2 separate regions of the Mus musculus genome follow, and region 2 is linked to region 1. A link is a contact called in ENCODE Hi-C or POLR2A ChIA-PET data. All regions are on one chromosome and are shown on one strand. Each heading gives the region's core, a stretch centred on a gene start or an enhancer-like site at or near the end of the contact. The rest is flanking DNA. Distances are from core to core; before and after follow the strand shown.

Region 1 (2,511 bases), core at 4-2,503:
TCAAGAAACTAAGGATAAGAGCAAAATAAATTTAAAGAAACACGAAAGAAATAATGTAAGTGCAGAAGTCAGCGAAGTTGAAAATATTTTAACTGTTTTCAGGAAAGAAAAACAAATGAAACAAAATTCTACAAAAAACGTAAAAACTGAAAGCTGGCAAAATTACAAAGAATGGTAATGGTGACATATTGCTAATGATAGTGAAGGCTTGCTGAGCTTGTTACCACTATAAGGCAGTAAAAGGAAACCGAAAATGCTTACACTCACAAATCCTTAAACTTAAAATCATGCTGGAACAACTATTTTGAAACAATTCTCCAGTGAGTTCCTTCTCAGGAAACTAGGCCAGCCGAGTCATTGGATATTCCTACTCTTCTTCACGTCAAAATGTATAAGGCCAGGCCTCTATTTGCTCTAAGGAAAGAGATATTGCTCTAACCAACCTCATTGCCACCAATCTGAACCTCGTCTCCATATCAAAATCAGCTAACAGCAAATTTGCCCATTCAGATCCACATTCTTTCCATCATTGTTCACCCAATTTGGAGTAATTTCATCAAAATACAGCCTGTGAGGGGGAAAAAGACACAAATTCTATGAACCCATTCAAAGTTGAGTAGCAGCCCACTGTGACTGGGCCTTTAGTTAATACAAAGTTAATACTCTGATGCAGTGTCCCTGAAACCCAGAACAGGACTCAGAACACCCTAGCACGTCACAGGACGTCACAGGAAGCTGTAACTCTTCCTCTTCCAGCCCCCAGGGCCTTCCAAAACAGCTTACACCCCACCTCTATCTGAGCAACTAGGCCCTCAGAGGTGCACACATTGCCCCCCCTCCCCCCGGAGTTTCTTTTTAAAGTCTGCAAAACCAGTCCTTGCTTGTTAGGGAAGCTCTGTCAGTATCCCAGGATGATTCTGTCAGTAGAAGTTTCTAGACATGGCTGTTAGAATTGCTTGCTGTTGAACTGGAAACATATCTATCTACATTTCATTTTAATTATCGGCGATGACAGTCCAGGCTCTGCCATCATTTTGAATTTTCCCTCTCCACTGGCCATGTCAAAACGTCTTTGTCACGGTTTTACAATTGGCTGATTTCTACTTTCATGAGGTTCTGTAGGGAAAGGCTTTAAGGGCTCACATTCTCAGGATTGGATCCCCAGCTCTGGTAAACCAGGGTGAACCCTAAACCATGGCCAGCCACGCCCTAGGAAGCCCTGTGCCCCAGGAGACAACCAGCGGAGGGCCAGGGCACAGAGCTTGGGGACCACAGCTGAATAGACACGTCCAACCTTCTACACAGAGATTCACACATGCCCTTAGCGTCGTGAACTGCAAAAGCATCTTGTTTCCAATTCTACTGTAGATAATAAAATTAGCTCCCAAATTACCAGAAACTGGAACAAGTAAACACAAAGGCAGGAGCTGGGTTGCCAAGCCTCCCCTTCCCGGCCCAGCAGAGATGAGCTGTGGCTTTGGAGCTGTTTAAATCTAAAGCAAAGCTTCTGTTTTTCTAAGTCACAGTGCTGACCCTGAGCAGATAAAGCACGCTCAGTGACATGGGGAGCAGAGCGGTTATTTTCCAGCAGGGCCAATCTGTTTACATCAGGAAATCCAGCCTGGGCGCACCGGGGCAGCGCGGAGGCGGCCCGGGAGCCGGCCTCCCTCGCGCTCGCCGCCGCGCTGCGCTGGCCCCTGGCGCTCGGCGGCTGACTCCATCCAGATGTGCCGCGGCTCCAGAGTGGCTGCCTCGCGCAGTAAATGGGCATCCGAGGCTCGTCAATCCCGGCCAGAGCAATTGCGGTCTCGCGGGCCGCCCCGCTGGCACGCGGAAACGCGCGATCCAGAGGGGACCGTGGCGGGGAAAGGGGGGAAACAGGGGCGAGGGGGAAGGGCAGCGCACCCCGGCTCAGAGAGGCGCGCTAATGACCGACCCGGGAAATGTGCCTAATACATTTGTACATTTCCTTGTAAATGTTTTACACTTTGAAAGAAAGGAGAACGCTGTATATCATTTGGAAATGTTGGCTGTCTATAGGTCCCTGTGGATATCACGGGGTTAGTACCGCTTGTAACAAGAGCAAGAGAAACATAAAAAAGTTGGGAAACACCGCCAATTAGTCATTACCAGGAGACTGTAAAAACAAGAGAAAGAGAAAGAGGAGGGAGGAGAAGAAATCAAAGAAGAAATCGCCCCGGGGGGGGGGGAAAGAGAAGAAACTAGATGAAGTTTTTGTGGTGTTCTCGGAATTGAATTGGGAAGCAGAACAGCTGGCGGCTTTCTAATCAGGAGCAACCTGCAAACCAGCCAGTTCCAGGGTGCGGACCTTCAGGAGGAGGGGCTGAGATTTCCCAAACTATACCTATTTGCTGTCCCTATAAAACTTGAGCTGGGTCAGTGGGCAGGCAGTGCGCTTTGGAGCAGAACCCAGTTGTGCAAAATCCAAGTCAGACATTTATTTCTGATCTCCTGCCGCCTACACAGTTGTTACTAGCTGAGTCGTAATAA
Region 2 (2,511 bases), core at 4-2,503, 110 kb after region 1:
TCTGATCAGTTTGAGTGCATTTAGTTTTTTAGGCTCAGGGTTATTAAATGATAATACGGTGACAAAGATTTGGATAATGACAGGTAATAATGGGATAGCCCCTGCCTGGTGAGCCTCAGCAGCTGCACCTTCCAGGTTCTCAGAAAAAAGAGTAGTGCTCAGAAATGATGTCCTCAACATTGGCCCTGATTCTCCTTCCTTCAGAGTAGTTGACGAAGTGTCTGGCTGCATGTGTACAATGGGGAGGCACTCATTAAATGTTCTTAGATTAACCATACCTTCTTAGCATCAGAGTTTTGATCACATTCCCTTCCATACTAAAAGATCCTCCACACTCAATATGTCCCCAGTGTCTTCTTACAAGGCCTAGGACTCAGGACCAGCCTCATCCAAGGTCACAGCTGCATGTCCAAGTCATACCTTTTCCCACTAAGTGGATATTACTGAAGCTCTGAGCTGCATTTCTACTCCATCTAGCTAGTAAGTGTACTTGAACCTTAAAGAAATTATCTCTGGCTTTATTGTACTGCTGCCTTGAAACCATTTTCTCTTCCTTCACTCTCTGTCTTCCCTCCCTTTAAGAACCTTCTCTCCTGGGAGGATATGACGAGGATCCAGCTCTGGCCAGGCTCCCACAAAGACTTGGAAAGGGGCCTTCACAGAAGGTACTTGTCCCCTCCCTGGCTTTCAGCACATACCCAGGAATGTCTGCCAAGCTCTTCTGTTTCATCTCTATTTTGTACATTAACACAAGTCCAGCCATACATTTTGCCCATCCAGGATTTCACTCTGGGAAAGTGAAGATCCACTTGCACTACAGCAGAGGAAGGGGTTAGGATCTTTCTAGGAGGCAGCAAAATCAAAAGGACTCAATGCTAAGTGTCCCTCAGAACATCCTCTGATTTCCCAAGGCTGAAGGAAGGAATTATTCTGAAGGTATTAATAGAATGCAGATGTTGGAGAATGTGGCTTTAAATTCTGCTGAACAAATGACCCTGTTGGGAGGTCGTTTCCAGTCTCCAGGGACATTCCACAGAGGGCCCAGCTGATTGTCTCATATTGAAACAACATGTCCAAGACACATTCCAGCCTAAAGCAAGCGGAACAGGGCTACTCTGACCAAGTATAAATCATGAGGCAAAGGGCAACTACATCCCTCAGTGCTGCCCTCCTCCTTCCTGGTTCCCTCCACCTCCTCCACCTACCCCCAAGGAAAACAGAGTTTGAGTAAGAGGCTGCCAAGCCAGGCCGCTGAGGCGCCGGCTGGCTGGCAGCACACATGCTGCAGCTTGGGAAGCTTGCTTCTAGCTTTCCATGCTGTGGCCCTGATGGTTTTGCTTCAGTTCAGTTGCTCTTTGTTTCTGGTCTTCAGTCAAGTCCCAAACCACCAGGCTTCTCTAGAGAATTCAGTCTGACATTTTAAGAGTTAACACCAGAGCCCCCTGGACAGAAGGGCAGATAAGAGAAATTCTGGTGGGAGATGGATGCCGGAAGAACAGGGTAGAGGATTTCTTTAGAAAGTGAATGTGTTACTTGTGAAAATATTAGCCATCCAATAAAAAGAATGAAGTGTCTTTCAAGAGACAGTTTGCCAAAATGGAAAGAAAGTCTTCTTTCAAAGACAGCCAGACCTGGCACTGTTTGGTGAGCTGTGTGTTCAGGACAGACACAAATTAGCTGGTTTAGGGTGGAAGGCATTCCCCAGCAGCCTTTGGCTGGCCACTGTATGTTGGGAGCCGCGCCCACATTCGCCGTTACAAGATGGCGCTGACAGCTGTGTTCTAAGTGGTAAACAAATAATCTGCGCATGTGCCAAGGGTATCTTATGACTACTTGTGCTCTGCCTTCCCCGTGACGTCAACTCGGCCGATGGGCTGCAGCCAATCAGGGAGTGACACGTCCGAGGCGAAGGAGAATGCTCCTTAAGAGGGACGGGGTTTCGTTTTCTCTCTCTCTTGCTTCTCTCGCTCTTGCTTCTTGCTCTCTTGCTTCTTGCTCTCTTGCTTCTTGCACTCTTGCTCCTGAAGATGTAAGCAATAAAGTTTTGCCGCAGAAGATTCTGGTCTGTGGTGTTCTTCCTGGCCGGTCGTGAGAACGCGTCTAATAACAACTGTACTGGCTGAACCTGGCCTTTATAAGTTTGGTTTGTTATGAAAATGTGGGTGAGCCCACCATATCCTTTACTGGGGAAGTCTAACATCAGGCCCTGCCCACAAACCCACCTTCACTAGGCAAATGCAGAAGCTGTGGTCTAGATTTTCAAGGCCACCAGGGATGCTGCTGGTGATCTGAGAGGGCACCAGGTAGAACAGGAAGGGACATCTGTTCTCATGAATCAGAGGAGTTATTGGTAATAGGGATAGAACATCAACAGAAGCTGAGTGTCAATCAACATGGTGACATGAAGCTCCCTACATGGTCCCCTCTCCCTGCAGGTTCACCCAGCCAGCCAGACCCATGAGCAAATGCCCAAGTAATATTTGATGATTGTTAGTATTGAGACAGAGCTAC

What was found. Hi-C counts contacts between places; a loop is a spot of excess contacts on that map. ChIA-PET counts read pairs that join two places held with the same protein, here RNA polymerase II (POLR2A).
Region 2: a map of heart shows a loop between it and region 1 (2.0-fold over the local background). The contact joins two enhancer-like sites. A Hi-C loop is called at or near these places in 1 of 37 maps with a recorded cell type or tissue (heart). POLR2A ChIA-PET finds 5 or more read pairs at or near these places in 1 of 5 experiments (Patski).

What each region holds. Positions count from the first base shown.
Region 1 is chr16:15,083,309-15,085,819 of GRCm38, forward strand. It overlaps the pseudogene Gm46561. Among named protein-coding and RNA genes, the nearest start is that of Gm41423, 30 kb to the right of the region's middle. RefSeq lists an enhancer at 1,284-2,400. Within about 2 kb of position 1,254, at least 2 of the 3 ENCODE cell types and tissues checked have a DNase peak (open chromatin) inside an H3K27ac peak, as active enhancers do.
Region 2 is chr16:15,194,427-15,196,937 of GRCm38, forward strand. No RefSeq gene overlaps it. Among named protein-coding and RNA genes, the nearest start is that of Gm41423, 81 kb to the left of the region's middle. RefSeq lists an enhancer at 1-1,690. Within about 2 kb of position 1,254, at least 1 of the 3 ENCODE cell types and tissues checked has a DNase peak (open chromatin) inside an H3K27ac peak, as active enhancers do.